Linked DNA regions of Mus musculus: regions 2 and 3 are each linked to region 1. A link is a loop called in an ENCODE intact Hi-C map of the cell type or tissue named here. Cell type or tissue: left cerebral cortex. All regions are shown on one strand.

Region 1 (8,000 bases):
TTTTGTAGGGATGCTAGATTATTTCTCAGTAATTGACATAAAAGTTTACTCACAATGGATGCACCTCTAAGCTCTCTTCTGTTGTGTGTTAAATTTGTATTCTTTCAGTTTGGGGATGTCAGTTCAGCTTCTTTCTGGCTGTCAGAATCTTTCTGTTCACACAGTTTACCCCTCGTTCCTGTTTGTAGGCTGCCTCCCTTCAACGTTTGCTTTTGCAAAGCCAGCAAAGAGATAACAAACAAGTGCTCAGTTTTATACAAGGCATGACAAAATACTGAATGAATTTTGCCTTTATTTTGCTTAAAAACAACCCAGGAATCCCTCTTATTCACCACAGGCAGGACTATGTAAGAATGTAAAATTACTGGAAGATAGGTCTCAGAGCATTTCCATTAGGGATTGGAGCCCGAGTCTGTTTCGCTCCTCACAATGTTTTTCTCATGGGACATTTTTGTTCTTTCAGAATTCCCATTGTCAACCCTAGTGACAAAAGTTCATTTAAATATATATTTATATGTTTTAATATACCAATTTCCTTGCGTTGTAGGCATTTTGAGGTAGATGTTCAATTTATGATTCCTTTTCATTTCTTCAGAAAGCATATATACAAGTAACATACAGACTGAGTAGGATAAAAATAAAATAAACATATGTCAGTAATGTCTAATATATTACACAAAGAGCATATACAGTGCTATTTGTTTCCCTGACTGTTAATTTAGAGAGCTGGGTATTGGTTCATTTGTGTATACACCACTTTGTTGTGCATTTGTTTCATTGTGCAAGTAAACCCGCAGGTTACATGTTGTTGTTACACACAGCTTGAAGTGTAGTGTGTGCCCTGAAAGGAAGGTATAGACATCCTCCTTTCAAAACAGGGCTGGGAGTAGAGAAATGAAGGAAAATGCGGCCTGGTAAATTTTGCAATCTAATCGTGAAAAAACCGGGAAGTCTTCAATTTGTTTTGAAGGTGTTGTCTTGTTTAGAAAAATTAAGTCTTGTGCAATCATTCTGTGAGGCTGCATTATGGACGAGGCAGAGGGCGCGCACTGGCACGGACTCTCACTAGAACCCGTTTTCTTGGTTCCTCCCACTTTTTTTTTTTTCATGAACACCATCACACATTCGCTCCTGAGTGAGTATATCAATCTGCTTCGTGCCACTAACTTGAGGGAATTGTCAGCCTCCTTTTCTTTAATATTCCCACTGCTTCTTTCAATACAAACAGGTAACAGTTCTAGTAATGTCCTTACAAGTTTGCCATTTGATATGAATAAGATGCGCTCCGTCAATACAATCTATACCAGCATCCCTTTTACCCATTGTTTTTGTTGGTCTGTACCCGATGCAGAGTTAGTGTTCCCAGAGCGTTTCCTTTTGATAAGACTCCAAGGTCGGTCAACGGTCTGCAGAATGTTCACTATAAAATCCTGGGAACTTTCTCCATGGTGAAGATGTTGTCATATGGACATGGTCTTGTACATAGCACTTAGCTCTGCTTAGGATATTTAGCAATTGGTCTCCTTGGTGACTGGCAGCATCCCTCCAGCTCTTCTGAGCTTTGCATGGCAGTTCTGGGAACTTAAGTCTGGGCTACCCTACTTCTCTCAACCTAAAAGCACTTGAAAGGTGCTTAGGTCAGAGATAACATTGATGGTGTCAGTCTAGTATCACAGATTTAAAATTGCATATTGGAAAAAAAATCTAACCCTCAGATTTTTAATTGGGATGGATAATAATTAGCAGAATATCGACATGATTTCAGAATCGGTGAATATTCTCAAACTTATCAGGTATTCAAAATGAATATGTCTCACTGTTCTCATCCACTCTAGGGGCAGACCCCTGCATTACCACACTCGCCACCAACAGGTCACAAAAGCCATCCTCGCAAATTTATTCTTTCTTACCTGAGAGAAATACGAACAAAACTCCATAGCATTTCTTAAAATCTGCAAATGGCTTTTGCTAGGGAGTAAATGTGTCTAAGAAAATCCCCACTTTATAGGTAGGTTAAAGAACAGGGCTTGTAAGGGATGTCAGAGTGAGGAGTCAGGAGGCCCCATTCCCCCCACCAATGAGATCAACTTTATCCAAGTGCTAACCAGAACAGGCCAGTCTTTCTGTCCCTCTGTCTTTCCCTGTGTGCTGATACAGGTTCCTCCCACCAATGAGATCAACTTTATCCAAGTGCTAACCAGAACAGGCCAGTCCTTCTGTCCCTCTGTCTTTCCCTGTGTGCTGATACAGGTTTCTTTTTGTCATTTGAAAGCAGAGACCAGGCCCTTAGACTCTGCCACTATAGGCACATTACAGTCAAAACCCCTAGCTTTCAAAACTGTTAGAAGTAAAACTCTATAAAGTATGCAGGGTATGAAATGTTTATACAGTAATGCCAAGAGACAAAGCCACCTTTCGTCATAGGCTATCTGTTTTTTTCATAATGCTATAACACTTTCCATATTAAACATGACAATAAATACAGCCGTTCACAATAGTGTCCCTAAAATAGTTTAATAAAGTGCTTGGTATTTGACATCAGAAATGCTAACGAAATATTGGTCATTAACACTATCTGGGCCACGCTGAAATTTTGGTTCTTATGTTTAATGCTTGGCTGGTCTCCTTGACACTCTTGTTAAAAGATGCACCAATCTAGAATAATGTGCTCTTCACTTGAGAGCGTGAGATACAGAAAACAATCATGGAGGACCCTCCCTAATCCTAAACACAGAAACGTAGGCTGATTACACTCAACAGACAATTGCAAGAGGTACAAAACACTTGTTCCCGGCTGTGCTTAGCAGCTGTTCAGGCTTAAGGATCTCGGCCACGATACTTATTTCTGGCCTTTCAGTTACGAGTCTGCTTAGTATTACTTAAAATGCTGGTTTTGGTATCAGAAAAATTAGAATGGAATGAACGTGGAAGCAAGCCCATAATTATCCAAACAAAACCATGATTTTTACAGAGCAATCCCTCCTGTTATTTCCACTCATTTCGAAGCAGTGTTTTAACAGAAGAGAAGGGCGCCCTCTAGTGTTCTAATGAAAGATGAGCAATTACATACGCAATTCACTTCTCAACTTGAACTTGTTTATCTTAGACTCTCAATGAAGGATGCATACGCGTCAACAACTTTCCCCATGTTAACACCGAATATTTCCTTCACAGAGTAAACTGCGAAAGAGTCAGAGGAATGAAAGAAGGTCTCCTTTTCCCACCCTCCTCAGCATCCGGGCAGCTTAAACGGCACCATGATGATGACGTTTCAGGTGACTTTAGCCTTACAGGATGCCTCGTTGTAAGTTAGATGTGTTTCTATTCCCTTCTCCCCACCTCCAACTGTATCGGTCACTCTGTTTCCAGGCTCCCTTCTGCAGCCTTTACCACCACGTTAACAGGCTGGTGTGCTGATCCCAGTACCTCAAGAGCGCGATTGTGCTGTGTTTGGAGATGATGGGTCTTTATAGTTAGATAAGAAGGGTGGGGAACCTGCCATTACTCCTGAGTCCTTATGAGGCGAGGATACAGAGAATCGTGTGTGACGTCACACCATTTGCCATTTACAAGCGAAGCAGAGGCATCTACGGAGAGAGGTCCGTTCCGCTGATACCTTGATCTTGCACTTCCAGTTTCCAGATCCACAAGGAAACATTTCTGCACTTTAAGGAATCTACATGTTTTAATTTGTTGTGATAGTCCTAGCAAGCTCACCTAGAGTTCTCTTCTTGTCCTCTGCGCAGAAAGCTGATATTCTTTTTTTTTCAAAGTATTACTTCTAATTTAGTTTTGAGAAATGAGAACGGAAGTTTAAATATTAAACGGTCAAAATAGAAAATGTGTTATTTTCAGTTTAAAAACTGAATGGTAGTAATAGAAAAAGCGTTATCTTAGCTGTGTGTCGTCCTTCTCTCTCCTGAGCCTTAACTACATCATCCTCTGCCTTCCTTTCTCTACTCCAGTCTCCTTGCACACTACCTCCTAAACGGACAAAACAGACAGATGACAGAAAATACCTCACCTCACACCACATGAATTCCCAACTCTGAAAATTACAGGGGTGTTGAAGTTATAGATATGAATCATTATGTAAAGAGAGCTAGTTGCAACTAAGCTGGACTACCTACGGAGTTCAATGTGCGCTGGACAGCATAGACCAACGCTGCAGCGTGGTTGATATACTCAGGGCCACTCCACTGAAGAACGCTGATTGTCCAGTTAGGACTGATCAGTTCTGAATAACTTACTGAGGAGGGGTGCAACCACACCATCTTTTTACCCCCATGGGTTTTGGGATCTGAGCTCAGGTTTTCATGCTAATGCCACAGTTACTGACTGAACCCTCAGTCTGATTATCATGACATTTTAATGTTCATTTATCACCATCATCACCAAGTGCTGTTTAGTCTCGATTTCCTCACTGGCTTTCTAGTCACTTAAAAGACACATCCATGGTATGTATATGACAGCACTCTCAGGGGGAACACTTGCTCTGAATGTGGACAGGGAAGTCTACATGGCTAGGGAATGGACTGGAACAAAAGGGGGCTGGGGAAGCAAGGTGAACAGAGTTCGGTGACTGCAGACGCTGAACAGCCACTGGGTGCTTCTGCTGCGACACCCTCTCTGGTTACTCACCATATCTTTATGCTGTGAGGTAGAGAAAACCTTATTTCCCTATGTCTTGGTCAGGCGTTTTGTCACAGTAGTAAGAAAAGTAGCCAATGCAGTAATCAAGAGAAAATCACATTATATACTGGACTTTGTAAAATCATTTAGTGGGATATGAATCTGTAGTCATTTACATATAGTTTTTATTTTATAGAAATGTCGTACCCTCCTCTAGATATACCTGATGAGCCAAGATCACTGATGCTCTATTTACACTAGCCAAGAAGTGAAAAGAGTGCAGGCATCTGCTAACAATGAATGAACAATGGAAGTATATGTTCACATAATGGATTGTTATTCAGCAGTCATTAAAAAGAAAATTATGAAGTTCGCAGGTAACTTGCTTGAAGCTGGAAACAAGAATTTTGAGTGAGATAACCTAGACACAGAGAGACAAAGGTTACTACATGTTTTCTCTTATCTGTGGATGCCAGTATTAAATCTACAGCTATGTGTGTTTCATTTAGAATAACCACAAAAGTCAGAGAATTACTAAAGGAAGTGGGGAGAGAGAGAGAAGAGAGGGGAGATAGAGTTTACTGGTTCAAAGGGTTAAAATGCAGAATGGAAGGTCTAAGCTGGGGTGGGAGGAAGGGGGTAGGGTAGATAAGAGAGTAGGCTTAACTCCAAAGAACTTTTGAAAAAGTCATGTGGAATTCTAGTACTACAGAAGGTCCACATATATTATACACATACACTAAAAGAGTTAAAATGATCTTACCACGTAATGGAAAAAAAATGCTCCTACTAGATAACAAAGGCTCATGAATAAAATGCCCTGTGCAAGCTATGAGTTACCTTTTTTTAGAGGTGGGCCAGTTAGGTTCCATAGGCCACCCCAGAACATTACAAACTACTGCCAATACTCTTGGTTACCCTCCAGAGTTTGATGGTAAGACCCAATTACTGAAAATAGCCCATGCTTGAGTCATCAAAATCAAGGTTGGCAAAATTACACTTGTTATGGACTTGGATATTTTGTCCCTATTGGCCTCTTTCCACAGTGCTGGAAAGTGCTATGTAAGCTACTGGAGAAGAACAAGAACCATCCATTATATCTGCTTCTTAACCCTCTGATGTACAGTAATGACTAGTCTGCAAAAACATGCCTCCTGGTGCAATAGTGGTGTGAGCACCACTGGAAAAATCATGTTATAACGTAGATTGTATGTAAGTTCCACTCTACAGGATGAAACACGTATTTAGCACCTTTACAAGGCTAAGAACTTATGGCTAGACAGACACTTGGTCCTAGGGAGAGCATGTTCCTATGATGCTGCTAACTGAAAGTACTATTAAACTGATTCCCAATGACATTATTATTGTTACAGCCATTGATCAATGCATCTCCTGTCCCTTATCGGAGAAGCTTCTAACTGCATTAGATTTTGATTAACTCACATTAGGCAGAGGTGCAAAAATTAAGACATTACAGGCTACTACTCCCTAATAGGAATGCAGGAATGCATGTTAACTGAAATGACTTCTTTCAAGTCTCAAGGATAACTGCAGAGAGGGAGCTGGGGGGAGTGTAAAAGGAGCCCGTGAATGAATACACAGAAATGACATCTTCCCGCCACAGCAGGGCAGTTGAACACGTAAGTTCACAGCAGTTGTATCAGCATATACACAACCTGGAAAACCCCAAGCCTGGCCATCTCCAAGCAGAGACCAAGCAGCTAGGCACACTCTCCCACACCAGGGCACGGAGTCATTGGCAATAACCAGAAGCTCCGAGAAAGGGAGAGAACGTTCTCAATGTGGAACTGCTGGTAAGCGAATCACCCTTCAGGAGAAGACCATACACATCAGAGAACACTTGAGTGGCACAGAGTTATTTTTAAAGAATAATTAAAAAAAATACTGTAACAATTTTGGGCAAGTAAGAAGGAAGTTGAACTGTGGAAGGATGGGGGTGAATATAATAAAAATACATAAATATATAAAAGAATTCCAACAGCAGGAATAAGAATACATTTTGTTTCAACACTGAAAAAGAGGGAATTACACCAAGTTGACAGAGTACCATGGTTAACTGATTTTGAGATAAGGTCTAGGTGTGTTGTTTGGATTAGCCTCAAATTCCTGGACTCAGAGCCCCTCCTGGTTCAGCCTCAAGAGAACATAGTGCTACAGGTGTATGACGGGCCTGGAGTCATATTGATTTTTTAATAGTTTTGGTAAGTAAAACATTTTATTTTGTATTTTTGTTGAGCGTCATTGTCATTAGAAAAATAGGAGGTAATATGAACAATTTTTATTTTTTTTAAACCTTCAAAAATCTTTCTGCTTCAATATATTTGATTGGAGCATATCCTTCTTATAATCCCAGTTGATTCAGGACTCCTCAGAGTCCAGCAAGATTTTGCTGAAGGGACCCTGATATAGCTGTCTCTTGTGAGGCTAAGCCAGTGTCTGGCAAACACAGAAGTGGAGGTTCACAGTCAGCTATTGGATGGAACACAGGGCCCCCAATGGAGGAACTAGAGAAAGTAACCAAGGAGCTAAAGGGGTCTGCAACCCTATAGGTGGAACAACAATATGAACTAACCAGTAACCCCCCGGAGCTTGTGTCTCTAGCTGCATATATATCAGAAGATGGTCTAGTCAGCCATCATTAGGAAGAGAAGCCCCTTGGTCTTGCCAACTTTATATGCTCCAGTACAGGGGAACACCAGGGCCAAGAAGTGGGAGTGGGTGGGTAGGGGAGCAGGGGGGGCATAGGGGACTTTTGGGATAGCATTGGAAATGTAAATGAAGTAAATACCTAATAAAAAATTGGAGGGAAAAACGTTTTGCTTAATTGGGATAATTGCAAAGAAGTCATAAATATTTAAGATTACAACAGTTCTGAATGATGGTAGTGTAGAATAATAGAAGAGATGACATGTAGGATTATGGAAGTCATTCATATAGCAGAAAGTAGTGACTTGGTAAGGACACTAGTGAAAAATCAATAAATTTACACAGATATGTTAGTGACTTTTTGTTGTGTGTGTGATAAAACATTATGGTCAAAAGCAACTTATGGAAGTTGTGGGTCCCAGAGGGGGAAGCATGGAAGTAGGTAGCTGAAGCAGAAGTCAGCTATACCACTCCTGGGCATATACCCAGAACATGCTCCAACATGTAATAAGGACACATGATCCACTATGTTCATAGCAGCCATATTTATAATAGCCAGAAGCTGGAAAGAACCCAGATGCCCCTCAACAGAGGAATGGATACAGAAAATGTGGTACATTTACACAATGAAGTACTACTCAGCTATTAAAAACAATGAATTCATGAAAGTCTTAGGCAAGTGGATGGAACTATAAAATATC
Region 2 (8,000 bases), 1.3 Mb before region 1:
TATATTTTCTTAACCAGACTAAGGGCTACTTGCAAAGACAAGCAATGTTTCCTGTGGCAAGCATAAGTAACGCAGAAGAAAGTACTTCACCACTTGCTGACGAGGTAAATTGGGATCAGAACACAAACTACCATTTCCCCCTCGAAGCTATGATCTGCCTGGCTTGGGTACTGAGAACCTAACTCGGGCCCTCTGAAAAGCAGAGAGCACTCTTAAACATTGAGCCATCTCTCCAGCACCCCACTGTATATCTTAAATACTTCAGTCCAGCATGGTGGGTGGTTCATGCCTATAACTCCAGCACATGGGAGGCCTTGATTGTGAAAGTAGTTCCAAGCTACACAGTGAGCCTGTTTTTAGAAAAAAGAAAAAAGAAAAAAAAATTCTCAAAAAAGACAAAAGGCTTTATTCCCAAAATCAAAACCAAACACAAACTTCTGCCTTGGGGATGCCATGACAAGCAGCCATTTGCAGACTGGCCCAAATCCCTGTCTAGGGAGTCTCTGTCACTTCCTTTCCTTCTTCTTTGTCAATGAGTAACTATGGTGCAGTGTCTCCATGCTCTAAGCCAACAATAGTCTAAATAAGTGAATAAATACGTAAATAAGTTCATCTTTTACCCTGCCCTCCCTTTCCCTTCCTTCCATCCTAACTCCAATGGGGGGAATAATTAAATATTCTTTTGAAGTCAGAAGTCAGTTCACCTCCACAGGCTATTCGTGGTTTCCATTAACCTTAGGACAGAACTGTCTGCTACAGAGGTAATGATGTAGAACCTAAATTAAGGCTTTTGAAATTCAAGGCCATCATTTTGAAGACCAGAATCTGAAGAAGAGAAAAACAACAGCAGGGAGACATTGGCTTAATCCAATCCCCCCATGCAACAGCATGCATTCAGTTTGAAGGATGCACAGTCTTCTATCATAGCTATCAACAATGTATGACCACTGAGCGCTGGTAATGTGGCAAAATAGTATCAACTGTGGTAAACATCAATTTTAAAATACACTGCGCTCACTAAAGTTCTTCAGGTTAACATAGTATGGATTAACAGGAACGCAACATTCATGTGTGTATGCACAGGCACCCCACAAAACAAACTTACAGTACAATCAGATGATTAAAGCTTACATAGCATCCTGAATTGCAAGAAAGAAATGGAGTTCTGGGGCTACTGGTGGCGGCAGCAGCAGAAGCTAATAAGAACAGCAACTAAAAGAAAATTATGGAGAGTTAGAATAAAAGGTGTCTTGTTAGACAGGTGAAAGGTCACTCAGGTCAGAAAAAATTCTTCCTCACTGACCTTTGGAAGAATAAGTGACTATGCACATGTGTTACCAGCCTCTAATCCAGGTTCCCAACCTGTGAGTAGAGACCCCCTGGGGAGTGTTGAAGGACTCTTTCCCAGGTACCCCATCTCAGATCTCCTGCACATCTTATATTCACATTATGATTCATAACAGTAGCAAAAGTACCATTAAGGAGTAGCAACAAAAACAACTCTCTGATTGGGGGCGTAACCACAACATGAGGTGGGCCTTCTGTGACCCAAGTTAGTTTTCACCGGCAGGTGAGATTTCTGATAGGAGGCTCCACTCCTCTTTGTGTTCCCTTTGAAAAAGAGCCACTTTAAGCACATAAGGGAAGCTCAGAGATGGCTTCTGCCTCCAGCTATTGTTCCCAAAGATGTCTCAATTCCAAGTGCAGTCTTTAAATTTATTCTCTGGTAATTTCGTGCATGGATACAATGAAACATGATCATGTTTGTCTTAGTCTTGTTCAGTTGCTGTGAAAAGACACCATGACAGAGACAACTCTTATAAGAGGAAGTGTTTAGTTGAAACTGCTTACGGTTTCAGAGAGTTAGTCCATGAACACCGTGGCAGGAAGTGAGGGTGACAGGCAAGCCAGCATGGCACTGAGAGCTTCCATCTGATCAGCAAATTGCAGGCAGAAAGAGACAGACTAGGCCTGGTGCAGACTTTCAAAACCTCAGAGCCCATCCCTAGTGACCCACTTGCTCCAACAAGGCCACAATCCTAATCTTTCCCACTGTTAACTTTACCAACTGGTACCAAGCATTCAAACATATGAGCCTATGGGAACCAGAGGAAGTGGCACTAATAGGAGGTGTGGCCTTGTCAGAAGAAATGTCAATATGGGAGTGGGCTTTGAGGTCTCCTATGCTCAAGCTATGTTCAGTGTGGCACACACTTCCCTGCTGGAAAGGACCAACTTGTAGAACTCTCAGCTTCTTCTCCAGCACCAGGTCTGCCTGTTTGCTCTCATGCTTCTCTCCATGATGATAATGGACAAAACATCTTAAACTGTAAGCCAGCCCCAATTAAATGTTATTCTTTATAAGAGTTGCCATGGTCATGATATCTATTCACAGCAATAAAACCCTAACTAAGACAGACGCTATCTAATGATATTCTTAGCTTTTGGTTCGGTTGAATCTGGTAATCTAAGCTAATACAATCTAAAAGGTTTCATCTGATAGCATTGAAGATATTAGAGGAGACACAGAGATAGACAAGGAAAGCCTAGTAAGGGGCTAAGGTAGCCCAAGATCAATCACAGTTGGGCTCTGGACATGCATATTCCAACCTCTAGACAATCTTTGAATCTTTTTTAACTTTATTCTTCTCTCATACCTTACATTCTCATCACAGTTTCTCCTCCTCTCCTCCCCAACCCCCAGCAACAGCCTTCCACCACTCCACTCCTCCCACACTCACTTCCCTCCCCTTAGAAAAAAGCAGCTCTCCCAGGGACATCAATCAAACATCACAGTAACACTAGGCACATACTATCACATCAAGGCTGGACCAGGCAACTCAGGAGAAGGAAAAGGGACCCACAAGTAGGCAATAGAGTCAGACTTAATCCAGCAACTGATGAGACCAGATACAGAAGGAAGACTTTTCAATGAATCTGTTTTACACATATACTGGAGAACCATGCAATGCTGCCTACATTGGATGCAATCCTAGGCCACAAGTCTGCACACCAGACCTGTGATAGCAAAACCTTTCATCTCACCTTTCTTGTTTACTATGACCCCTGACTTATCTTCAGAATAAAGAAGCACCCATCTGATCCTCAATATAACTTTCTTTTCTCTGTGCAGCCCTGACTGCTCTGGAATTCACTCTGTAGACCAGGTTGGCCTCAAAGGCCTGTGCCACCACCACCAGCTTGGTTTGACTTTCTTACCTGTGGCTATTACCATGTTGCCCACTCAGCATCAGGAAGTCTGCTCAGCCATGCTTTGATTCTGGGAGACCCTGGGAAATCTGGAATTTTGCTCCAGAGGATCCACCACATCTTCATTTCTACGTCTTGAGTACCTGGAGTCACAAAGGAAGTGAGTACAAGGGACTCTGGGATATGAACTGGAGGACCACCCATTCCCATCTTTGAAGTTCTCATCAGTTAATCATCCTTACAGAAGGTTCAATGTTAGGCGCAATTTCTCTCCAGAAAGTTTCATTCGCAATACTCAGAGTCCCAGGAGCCATTGCTTAACTCTACAAACATTTTATATTCCTCTTTGCTCCTGTATATGGAATGTCATAGTACAGAATGCCATTATTATTATTGATGTACTTAGTCAATGAATCATCAATATAGGGATACAGCATATAGGCTTTCTCTTTCCTGAAATTTGAAAGTCACAATAAATTTAAAAACTAAAAAAAAAAAAACAAAAAAAACCTCTCATATATATTGTATACATGTGGAGAAATTTTCTATTAAGAAATATGTAAGAGATACTACTTTGGGGGGAATATCAAATCATTCAATCATAATTAAAACTTCAACATTTAGAGTGAAATGTTAATGTTTGTATAGTTGTAGAACAGTGTAACATGAGGCATAAAATCGTTCTTTTACATTAGCAGAGTGAATTCATGGCATGAATCATGTTCTTGTCTGTACACACACACACACACACACACACACAAACACACGTACACACATACACACAAATGTACATTTGGTTATGCTACCATAGATCCAGTAGAGGGAGCCCACATATTTTTGTTAAGTTAGTAAAGAAAATTTCCTGCTTTAAAAGTTACTGAACTTAGAATGACATTATTATTGATACAATAAAAATAGAGTAGTAAACAAAAAATCGTACTCTTGGTTATTGTGAAAATTGTTGAAGTGCAAAAAATATGTTAATATTCCTTATTTTTATTTAGAAGTTATTTTAAAATTACATGCTTTCAATTTATTTTCCATATGTACATACACACATATTTACATACATAATATATATGTATATCTGTATATACATATATTTTTAACATATGCTGAGACTACTAGATTTACAGAGTAGTTAAAAAGAAATTTCCAGCTATAAGCATAAAACATGCTAGATAATATGTGTTAAATAAGTCAACTTAAATTTGAATCTTATACATAAAATTAATCACATTCATTTAAATATTTCTTGCTGACTTCACAACTTTGCCCTTTCCAAGATGAATATAGTGCTTATAGCGCTAAGTATAATATTAGTCTCTTTATACTAGTTTCTCTCACTGAGCAGTATGCATTTAAGGGTCAAGAGTATAAATGAAGTTCTTCGTAAACGTAGCTTTTATTCTCCTGTGGTAATTGTCTGGGAGGCTTACAGCCTCCATCTTCTATCCTAGGCCTACTCCTGGAAGTTCTAGCTTCCACACAATCTCATTTAGGTCTAGTGAGTTTTCAGCCTCTGAGACTTACTACTGAATAAACTCACGCTTTCTAGCTCTTTCTGAACTCTGGCTGACTGGTTCAACTCAGCTGCTCTGTCGAAAAGTCCTCTCCAAGCTGAATGACTCAATCTGGCTTCTCTCAGCTTCTCTGAATTGTTCTGCTTGGCCTCAAACCAACTTTAGCAATCTTATCTAATCTTCTGGCTCTTTCTCATTCTCTTGTTCATTCTGTCTTTGCCTCTGTCTTTGTTTTCCTCTCTTCGATATGTTTCAGTAAAACTCTCCCAGTAAAACTGCCTCCCTCCCCTTCTGTGCTGCTCCACTCTCCCTCTTTGTGTAGTTCTTTTTGTTTCTGCTTAGTTGATTTCAGCCCTGCATTTGATTATTTCCTGCTGCCTAATCCTCTTGGGTGTATTTGCTTCTTTTTATTCTAGAGCTTTCAGGTGTGCTGTTAAGCTGGTAGTGTATGCTCTCTCCAGTTTCTTTTTGGAGGTACTCGGAACTATGAGTTTTCCTCTTAGCAAGGCTTTCATTGTGTCCCATAAATTTGGGTATATTGTGCTTTCATTTTCATTAAATTCTAAAGTCTTTCATTTCTTTCTTTATTTCTTCCTTAACCAAGCTATCGTTGAGTAGGATGTTGTTCAGCTTCCATGAGTATGTTTCTGTTGCCTTTGTTGCTATTGAAGACCAGCCTTAGTCCGTGGTGATCTGATAGGATGTATGGGATTATTTCAATCTTCTTGTATCTGTTGAGGCCTCTTTTGTGACTAATTATACGGTCAATTTTGGAGAAGGTACCATGGGGTGCTAAGAAGAAGGTATATTCTTTTGTTTTAGGATGAAATATAATATAGATATGTTAAATCCATTTGGTTCATAACTTCTGTTAGTTTACTGTGTCTCTGTGTGGTTTGTGTTTCCATGATCTGTCCATTGATGAGAGTGGAGTGTTGAAGTCTCCTAGTATTGTTGTTTTGGGTACAATGTGTGCTTTGAGATTTAGTAAAGTTTCTTTTATGAATGTGGGTGCCCTTGCATTTGGAGCATAGATGTTCAGAATTGAGAGTTCTTGGCAAATTTTTCCTTCGATGAGTATGCTGTGTCCTTCCTTAACTTTTTTGATAACTTTTGGTTGAAAGCCGATTTTATTCAATATTAGAACGGCTACTCCAGCTTGTTTCTTGGAACACTTGCTTTGAAAATTGTTTTCCAACTTTTTACTCTGAGGTAGTGTCTGTCTTTGTCACTGAGGTGCATTTCCTGTATGCAGCAAAATGCTGTGTCCTGTTTACATATGCAGTCTATTAGTCTGTGTCTTTTTATGGGGGAACTGAGTCCATTGAGGTTAAGAGATATTAAGGAATAGTGATTGTTGCTTCCTGTTATTTTTGTTGTCAGAGGTGGAATTATGTGTGTGTGGCTATCTTCTTTTGGGTTTGTTGAAAGAAGATTACTTTCTTGCTTTTTCTAGGGTGTAGTTTCCCTCCTTGTATTGGTGTTTTCCATTTATTATCCTTTGTAGGACTGGATTTATGGAAAGATGTTGTGTAAATTTGGTTTTGTCATGGAAAAGCTTGGTTTCTCCGTTTATGGTAATTGAGAGTTTGGCTGGGTATAGTAGCCTGTCTTGGCATTTGTGTTCTCTTAGGGTCTGTATAACATCTGCCGAGGATCTTCTGGCTTTCATAGTCTCTGGTGAGAAGTCTGGTGTAATTCTGATAGGTCTCCCTTTATATGTTACTTGATCTTTTTCCCTTACTGCTTTTAATATTTTTCTTTGTTTTGTGCATTTGGTGTTTTGACTATTATATGACAGGAGGAATGTCTTCTCTGGTCTAGTCTATTTCCAGTTCTGTAATCTTCTTGTATGTTCATGGGCATCTCTGTCTTTAGGTTAGGGAAGTTTTCTTCTATAATTTTATTGAAGATATTTACTGGCTCTTTAAGTTGGGAATCTTCCCTCTCTTCTATACCTATTATCCTTAGGTTTTGCTTCTCATTGTGTTCTGGATTTCCTGGATGTTTTGGGTTAGGAGGTCTTTGCATTTTGCATTTTCTTGGACTGTTGTGTCAATGTTTTCTGTGGCATCTTCTGCACCTGAGATTCTCTCTTGTATCTCTTGTATTCTGTTGCTGATGCTTCCCTCTATGGCTCCTGATCTCTTTCCTAGGTTTTCTATCTCCAGTGCTGTCTCCCTTTGTGATTTCTTTATTGTTTCTATTTCCATTTTTAGATCCTGGATGGTTTTGTTCAATCCTTCAACTGTTTGGTTGTGTTTTCCTGTAATTCTTTCAGGGATTTTTGTGTTTCCTCTTTAAGGGCTTTTACCTGTTTACCTGTGTTCTCCTGTATTTTTTTTTTAAGGGAGTTATTTATGTCCTTCTTCAAGTCCTCTATCATCATCATGAGATGCGATTTTAAATCAAAGTTGTGCTTTACTGATGTGTTTGGGTATCCCATGCTCACGGTAGTGGGAGAACTGGGTTCTGATGATGCCAAGTAGCCTTGGTTTCTGTTGCTTATGTCCTTGCCCTTGACTCTTGCCATCTGGTTATCTCTGGTGTTAGTTGATCTTGCTTTCTTTGACTGTGGTTTTTCCCTCCTGCTAGCCTGTGTATCAGTACTCCTGGGACACCAGTTCTCTCAGGGAGGAATTTGGATACGGAGAGCTATGGCACAGGGTCAGTTCCAAGGTGCAGACAGAAACCGGAAGGATCCTGTCCCTTGCTGTTCTTTGGTTCCTGTGTTCTGATGGCTCTGGGCTGGCCCCTCTTGGGCCAGGAATTTGAACAGAAGTGGTGGTCTTACCTGTGCTCACAGGTGCGTCTGCACTCCTAGGAGACCAGCTCTCTCCCGGCAGTATTTGGGTTTGGAGCACTGTGGAACAGGATCAGCTCCGGGCACAGACAGAAACGTCACTCTTTCTCTCAACTCTACTGTCCTGCTCTCCATGAACTCTGCTGATCTCTGTCTCTCCCTTAAATAGCTTCTCTTCCTTCCCTTCTTGTGAGTGTTGGGCATATCCTGTTCTGTCAAATCTTTCTCTGATTCGTCACTTTTTCTGCCACCAATTAGACATCACTTTCAAACATGGGTGCTTATTTCCACAAACTAACTTTACCTTCATTGTTTGGGATTAAAGGAGAGTACTAAGGGCAGGTCTGTATTCCAGCCAGAAAAATTAAAGACGTATGCTAAAGGCTAAGCCACACCTGAACTGGAAACAGGTTCAAATAACCTGTAACAGTTGTTGCCTGTCATTCAGCTGTGTCTTATGCCCA
Region 3 (8,000 bases), 600 kb before region 1:
TAAACATGCAATTTAGAAGGCTCCGGCCGGATGAAAAAATTGTCAGGAAACGCTGGCGCATAACTGCTGCCAACAGTTTCACAGGTATACTCTTCAGATCTTGAAGTAGGTTTAAGTTTGTCGCGATCATTTTTACATGAAACACCAACAAATACCTACAACGTATCGGTCAAGTCTTTTTTTTTTTTTCTACATCACACTTGCACCGTGAGTGGTCTAATCCCTATCTTTTTCCAATCCCATAGGACGGCTGTGATTAAAAAGAACATTTCAAGGGCAATTAAAGCGGAGTTTTAAATAAATATTATTAGCATAAAGTTATATAATTAAAGTAAGTCATCTCGAATTCCATTAGGTAGCACGTGAAAATAAAGTCCTAAGACCACAACTTGTACATCAAATATTCTACAGACCCACATCCTAGGCGTCTAGCCTTAGGTTCCGAACCACAAGTCATTTTTTAATAAATAAAGCATGCACACACACACACACACACACAAAAACACCCCATGATTTTCTCATCTTGAAAAATACCCGAGAGCACAAAGCAAGTAACTGCAACAAGAAAAGTTTTAGGAATCTGAAATGTCACAGTGGAAGCCTATGATCCTGTCAAGTAAACTTAAAAATTACAGTCATGCTTCGATTTAAGTACCATCCCATCCCCTCTCCCGAGTCCACATGAAAATAAAGGAAAATAAGCAAAACCGGATTTTTTTTTTTTTTTAACCCAACCTCTGCTTTTTGGAAAAGGACAGCGAACAAGGCAGGTGACAAACCAGACAGAGCTGGAAACCGGATCTGCTCACCTCCAACAGCAAGGTACACAAGGCTGTTCTTCGCTTTCAACCCGTTTATCGGCTCTATCTGCGCCCCCACACAGTCCCCAGCAGGTGGGACTCAGCTAGAACCCCGGGGGACTTTTCTCCAGGCGGACTGACGCTGTCCAGGGGCCAGCCCGGCCCCTCCCGTGTACAATCTGCAGAAGCTGAGGCAGGCAGGGGGCGCGGGCGCCTCCGAAGGGGACGTGTCATGAAAGGCACGAGCACACTTTCCCCTCCTCCACCCCCGCGGCTAAAATTTCCCCCAACCCAAGAGGAACTGCCATCCGGCCCCAAGAGGGGGAGCCACTCTAACACGCCCACCCCCCCGCCGCAAGGTCACCACAAGGTGTTTCTGGGAAGGCCCTCAAAACGGCCGTCCTCACTAGTTTCCAAAGCCGACGGCCCGAGGAAGAGCCGGGCTTAGGGCGCACAGCTTGCACCCACACTCCCAGAGCGACTCCACGGGGCAATGACCTAAGCAAGCACTGCCTGTAATCTGCACACGCCTACCTCCTTTTAGATCAGAAAGAATAAGACATACTTCTTAAAACGAAAGAAAAATAGCTTCATCCAGAGCCCCACTGCACCCGCCAGGCATACACAACTATGAGCCCCGGGGATCGGAAACTTTTCCGTGAGGACCTGCTTGCTGTGCAAAGTAGCATCTTTTGGAAGAAAAAAAAAAGTTGATTTCTACAGATCCCTGGCCGCCTCCAATGCAGCCCCCCCCCCTTCTGCGCTCTCCCAGTTCCTCTCCCTCCCCCTTTGAGTGCTTTGAAACCCCCATTAAGAACAGTGTGTGATCAGACTAAGGATTAGGGGGAAAGGACTTCAGCACTAGGGTGGGGCAAACCGACACAGAAACCCCTTTGTAAAAAAGGCGTTAAGACTCCAAATCTTAAAAACAGTAACACAAAAGAGGGAAGGGGGGAAAAAACTAGCCTTTTTTATTTTGCCACCTACTTTCAGGTAATGGAAAACGATCGCGACCACTTGATATCTCTTCCTGTGCTAAGTCAGCCTCAGTGTCCAAATATATTAAAAAAAAAAAAAAAAGCGTGACCTAGGCCGACCACGAAGAACGGAAAAAAAGAGAAAGCTGCACTTCCGAACCGCAGAGACGCGGCGCCAGGCTGGGCGACGCTCCCACCCGCACCGGGCTAGACTGTCCACACCCGGCAGAGGCGGGGACTCCCTCCGCCTGGCACTCTCGCCTCCGCTCGCCTGCCGGGTCTCCTGGCCCGGTGAGGTGGAGAGGTGAGAAGCCCAGTACCGCAGCCCCACAGGCGCCTCCGCCTCAGGATGGCTCTTCTACAACTTAGCCTTCAAACGAATGGAGGAACAGGTTAGCAATGCCAGAGCCTGCAACAGCGACCTAGAAAACACTTTGTGTTTTCCCTCCCTTAAAGCTCTCGGCGACTGAATCGTCGCCAATGCAGGGATAGGAGTAGAACGCAGTGAAGCGGTCCTCCGCCCCAAACCCCTTACGAGTGAGCTGTCGTGGGACGGGGGATACTGCATAGGCGTACCCTGTAGCCCGGCCATGGCCGAACCCCTGTTCTAGGCGAAGGAGATCCGCGGGGTAGTTCCCTAATGCTCCCGAGAAGCAAGCTGGTTTAGTGGAGAGAGGAACCCGGACCCCACTCCCGGCCGGCTATGGTTCCAGAAGGGGAAAAGCCAAACGCTCCTCACCGTGATCGCGGCTTTGCACCAACCCCTCTCCCTTGAATCCTCTTCTTCCAGCGATGTGCAAATAAATCCAGTCCTGATGCAAACTTTTTCCTTCTTTCCAAACTCTGCTTCAGTCCAACTTCCAAGCAATCGGTGGATTAAAACCACGGGGAAATTTTGGAACCCAGTCCTCCACCGTTGGAACCCTCCCGGATTCCGGGATAGATGACCTCCCTTCCAGAAGCGCACGCGGAGTATTTCCTTTTTCCCCCCTTCTCTCTCTCCTTTTTTTTTTTTTCTCAATGAACAAGAGGCCGAAGCGGCAACGTTGGCGAGTCTCTTTTTTTCCTGGTCGATGAGAGAAAGCGAGGCGAGCACGGCCTTACAAAGAACCTAAGGCCAGCTCGCCAAGACCCGGGGGCCCGGGGCTGCTCCCAAGTGGAGGCAGGCGCGGGGCCGAGGGCCGGGCCGGGCGCGCGCGGGGGCCTGGGCGCTGCGCGCTCCGCCGGCCCCTCTCCTCCGCTGGCGCTGCGGCGCGCAGCTCTCGCTCGTGCAGACTGGGCGTTGCGGAGGCGCGGCGGCGAAGCCGAGGCGGGGGTGGGGGTGCGGAGGGGGTGGAGGCGGCGGGGGAGGAGGGTCTGGGGCCCGGCCGGGGATGGGGGGGGGGGGTACGGGGGGGGAGGGCGCCGCTGGCCTGCGCCCTCGCCTTTCCGGAGGAGGCAGGGAGCTCTGCAGCGGCCGCGGCAGCAGTAAATGGCGTCATGTGGATCCGAGGCGGAACAGAGCAGTTGTTGTCCCAGAGGATATATCGCATCCGGTCCCAGCTCATTGGCTCCGCGGGGCTACATTCACTCGCGCTCCAGCGCCCGCCAGCGCTCCGAGCCGCAGGAGGCATTCAAAAGGGCAACCGCGCCGCCCCGCGCGTCCCCAGCCGCTCCTGCAGCCCCGGCGCCGTCACGCGGGGCCGCGCGGGCCGCCGCGGGGTCAGTTTATCTAGTTTCAAGGAAACACTGACCTTAAAGGGTCCCCCCCCCCATAGCCCCCACCCAGAGGCTACCATACCAGCCCGAGGCTGGCCTCGCTTGGGGAACTTTCTCCCCCTCGCCGCCGGGAGGGGAGAAGGAAGAACGTTGCAAACTAACCCGGCCGCCCGGTGCTAGCGAGAAAAGCGAGTCGCAGCTTTTTAGATTCGATTCGGAATCTCCATTTCGATCCTACCTCTTCTCTCCTGTCTTCCCCCCCACCCCGCCCCGCTCCACCGCACCCCTCCCCCACCGATGCCCAGGGGGCGAAGAGGGTGGGGGAACAGGAGGGGGAGGGAAAGGGGAGCGGGAAGTGAGGTGGGAGGGCTATTGGTTTATTCTTTGTCTACTGGATTAACCCGATTATACACCGGGCACCAGCACAGCCCGCCTCCCCCACCTCCCGAGCCTTGTACGGGAGGAACGGAATGTAGATTCGGGTTTCAAGTCCCTTCTGCTCTGGCTGGGATTGGCTTTGGATTGTGTGTGGACTTGTAGTTTGTTAGAATTTCCTTTTTAAGAGGGATTATCTATAGATGGAGGCCTTTTGAAGATTTTTTTTTTTTGGTACTGTTTTGCTCGATGCAAAAACCTTTTAAATTAATTCTGTAATACCCACGCGATTACTCAGGGCGACATCATGGACTTCCGAAATGGGGGGGGGGGGGAAGAGTCTGTTTCACTACAGAATTCCTCCTTCGCGAAACCATAAATAAAAAGAGCGTCATCTTTCAAATCCCACTATCTGTCACCTAGAACATTCTCATATAAGTTCCTCCTGTTCATGTTGGAAGCGGACTATAGTTAACCATTTAAAACTCTAAATAGGTACTCTCTGGCCGCGGCTGTACTAAGGTGCCTGCACATGGAAGCACGCGCGGGGGGGTGGGGGTCACTGAAATGCATCCACACGCACACGTTGCAATTTTAGCTGAGATTTTACATTTTTTTTTTTTAAACCGGAAGGTACCTGCTATAAGGTCAAAATCCCCGCACAGCACCTGCGACCTTGCACGGTGCGAGGTTAGAGCTCCTAAAAACGTGGAGATTGACTTCTCTCGCTCCAGTCCTCACCTGTTCGCTGCTACCCTGGGCTCTAGCTGCCTTCTGGCGACGTCTCTAACTTATCCTGGCACCTCATTCGCCTGGCTTGCGCTCTCTCCTTGCCCTCTCGGTGTTTCTCCAACCACTCTCCTCCTTCGCCTAGGGTTTGGAACTAGAGATGGCAGGGGAAGTGGCATGCGTTATTTCCGGGCGCTGGCCTGCGTCCCCCCAACTCCACGGCTGAGGGTGGAAGACGCTCGATCGGCCGACTCAGTCGCGTCCCAGCCACTCTGGGCTCAGGACAGCAGGGCCTCTCCGGCCACCGCGGCTCACGCGGCGTCGGAATCCGTGGAGTCTCCAGCAGGCGAGCGCGGGCGCCGCTGCGCTTCCCGAAGGAGCCGCCAGGGGGCGAGCGCCAGGCGCGGGCCTCGAGCTGCTTTCTTCTGCGGGACTCAGTACCTGCTGGGGGGCTTCCTTTCAAAGAAGTGGGTTGGCCGGCTTCGGGAGTCTAAGATTTCTAGTATAAACGTTAGGCAAGGTGGAATTTCTTGTCACCCCCCTTAGCCACATTCCCTTTGAGATTGAGCTGGTTCGATTCCGAAGAAATTCGAAATTTCCACCCAGGAGCTAGGAGGGTCAAAGGCAGGTTGTGGGAGGCAGGTCAGAAAGGAGTTGCTGGTGTGTGACCAGCTAGCATCTGAAAGCAGAGCTGGCAAGGGAAACACCTCCCCTCACACCCTTGCACCCGGTGGCCGCTTCTTGGGAGACATTTGCCCCATGCCATTTCCTCCAGCGCCGCAGGAGCTCTGCCAACAGGTCATTAGGAATCAAAGCATAAAATAGAATTTAAATCAGGAACTTCCGGATGCTTGGGGAAGAATGTAAGAATTCCTACTTATCTTTCATACATTAGAAAGGATTTTAGGTAATAATCTACTGGTTTTCTCTCTCATAATCCTCACATTAGGAAAACATTTTTACCTGTAACTTAAGAGCAAAATAAATGGAAGAATCTGTTGGATTCTCTTAAATTATTCCTTAGGCTGTATCTTAGTGCTTTATTGTTTTTCAGCCAGTGAAGTGTATAAGCTACTATATTGTGCTTCCAAAGACTACTGTTAAAATAAAAAAAGACTAATTGTATTTGTGCACACATTGTATATGCACAATGAGGTGTTTCATGAAACCGCTGTGCCTCCAAATCAGTTATCATGCTCACAGATTAAAACTGGAGTCCACTGTGGAAGAGAATCCAGGGTAATGGTAGCGCTCAGACAAACATCAAGAGAACTCTCACTTTCAGATGTGTTGTGGAAAGTTCTAGAAAGAGAACTCTGCCCTAAGCAGAGGTTTTACCACTTGTCAGGCACTGTGAAACAAAACACAAACAAGTCCAAGGGACTCGATGTTGCAATGAGATACTCAACTCCAGGTTCCCAGGACTCGTGAAGTAATATACTTTACCGGGGCTAGCTGTTGAGCAGAGTCTGCTGTGTACTAGTGTTCTCAACTCTGGCTTTATTTTCTGATTTCATATATTTGTTCTTCATAACTATAGCCTTCCTCATTTGTTGTTATTAGTGAAGTAGAATATAAACACTCTGGGACTCTCACCTCCTCAGGTCTTTGGTAGAAGGTAGTGAAGAAGAAGGTGTAAGCAAGCATCTTTAGAGTTGTGTGCAATGAACTGAAACACTGTTTAGGATTGTCCTTGCCAGCTGGTCTAAGCTGTTTGGTCTTCTTTACAATGTGGGCAAAGTGTATCTATAAAAGATTCTCAATCTAGTTTCTTTCTGAGATTTGAAAAAAAAAATCCCTTCACCTTCCTAGGTTTGGTGTTAGTTTTGAAAATGTAAGAGAAAATTTTGCAAACATACAATGTGCTTTTAACACAAAGAGTTAATCAGTATTTAAACATTTTGTTCTACTACCAAAGGAGTTTTTGTTGGTTTGTTTTTTGGTTTTGTATTTGTATTTAAAGACAGCACAGTTACATTTTGGACCAGTTGGCCACCATTTTCTTTTTACAGCCCACCTGAGGTAGTAAAATTCATTTATGCAAGAACTCTTCCCGGACCTTCCAGCAGCAGAGGGCTCTGTGCTGTGGGGACCTTTTCATTTGGCAGCCAGGGCTGTTATCATTTTATGTTTTGAATTTCTTTGATTCCTCACATTCTGGTGATAGTGCCTCCAGGAAGGGAATTGGGAGTGGCTTCAATAAAGAAGCAAAGGAATTCAAAATAGACCTCTTGATGTCTTATCTAGATTGCTTGGAGGACTGGAAGCAGTTTATCTCTGAATCTAACCTTCTTCCCAGATGTCCTTCATCCCTAACTAAACTCAGAGCAGGATCTAAGGTTAACCAGGGGTGAGAGGAGTAGTCTTGATAAGTGACCTTGAGCTTCCGGCTCCTGTCTGTCCGCCTACCGCTACCTCTTTAGCTGGAATCCACCTGTGGGTTTGTGCTAGTTAATGAATGAATATTCCTGCTAGATGCTTGCACATCATTAGTACAATTTATGCAAAGTCAGATAGGGGACTGAAACTTTTTAACAAGGCAAGAAATGATTCCACTGCTGGCTCCATGGGTTTTTCTTTTTGTTTTTTCAATGTATTTGCTCTTTGGCCTAAGGATTAAACTTCCTTCTTAGGTCTGCATGCTCAGAGATTTTGTCCTTTGTCCTTTCAACTTCACATTTACTCTCCTGTGTGTTTTCTTTGTTTTGAATCTTTAAAAAATTAGATGCTAAAGCCTTGTGTAAGTGAGAATCAGTTGTGGCCCTTGGCCTTTGGTAATGCTTAGTAACAGTAGCAAGATCTGGCTTCTGAATACACAGGGTATTTTAGTTTGAGTTTTAGACAAGGTCTCACTATGTAGCCAGGAAGGACTCCCTGCAACCTCTGGGCAATCTTCCTGCCTCTGCTCCCTAACGCAGGCAGACAGGCATGGTTTTTCCACATGTGTGGATGTTTTAATTTTATACTTTTCATTGTGTGGGCATTGGGTCAAAGGGCACAGGAAGTTCAGGCTGTTCTCTAGGGAAGATGTGGTCCAGAAATTTCTACCACGGTTCTTATTTTAGCAAGACACCAAACTATGAAGGCCAGCAGCCAGTTCCAGGTCTCAGTGCACAGGTGACATCTGAATAGGTCTGGGTTGGTGACTAGAGTATACCTGTGTACACATTTAGGTTACTCTCAGGGGAAGAAAACGTTTTAAAATTACATTGAAATATTAAATTACAATATAATATATACAATGTAAATAAAATTGTCATTGAAATATTGTAGAGTTATATAAATCAGCTTTTAAAGATACAGACTATGCCAAAGTTCTGGGCAATCTACATCAGGGTTCCCCTGAACTTTTTCGAGTTGAAACAAAGTTTTTTGGGTTCTAACACTAATACGTCTTCACTAGTAGTTCTCAACCTATGTT

What was found. Peaks named below come from ENCODE experiments on the same cell type or tissue, not always from the same donor. Only the 100,000 strongest peaks of a DNase experiment are listed, where the experiment ranks them.
Region 2: a loop joins it to region 1, with 5 times the contacts of the local background. A loop is called at or near these places in 2 of 42 quality-filtered maps.
Region 3: a loop joins it to region 1, with 7 times the contacts of the local background. A loop is called at or near these places in 8 of 42 quality-filtered maps.

What each region holds. Positions count from the first base shown.
Region 1 is chr14:106,497,759-106,505,758 of GRCm38, forward strand. It overlaps Gm29871 (a long non-coding RNA gene), which reads left to right. Exons shown (of 5, transcript XR_874942.1): 3 at 3,175-3,275. Among named protein-coding and RNA genes, the nearest start is that of Gm29871, 15 kb to the left of the region's middle. In left cerebral cortex, a CTCF peak has its summit at 3,033 (motif pointing left); DNase peaks (open chromatin) are centred at 3,018 and 3,478; H3K4me3 peaks cover 904 bases; H3K27ac peaks cover 596 bases.
Region 2 is chr14:105,181,060-105,189,059 of GRCm38, forward strand. No RefSeq gene overlaps it. Among named protein-coding and RNA genes, the nearest start is that of Rbm26, 7.7 kb to the left of the region's middle. In left cerebral cortex, a CTCF peak has its summit at 4,028 (motif pointing right); a DNase peak (open chromatin) is centred at 3,993.
Region 3 is chr14:105,894,072-105,902,071 of GRCm38, forward strand. It overlaps Spry2 (sprouty RTK signaling antagonist 2), which reads right to left and starts at 2,748. Exons shown (of 2, transcript NM_011897.3): 1 at 2,517-2,748. In left cerebral cortex, CTCF peaks have their summits at 1,078 and 4,961 (motif pointing right); DNase peaks (open chromatin) are centred at 612, 1,135, 2,163, 2,288 and 4 more places; H3K4me3 peaks cover 5,387 bases; H3K27ac peaks cover 5,262 bases.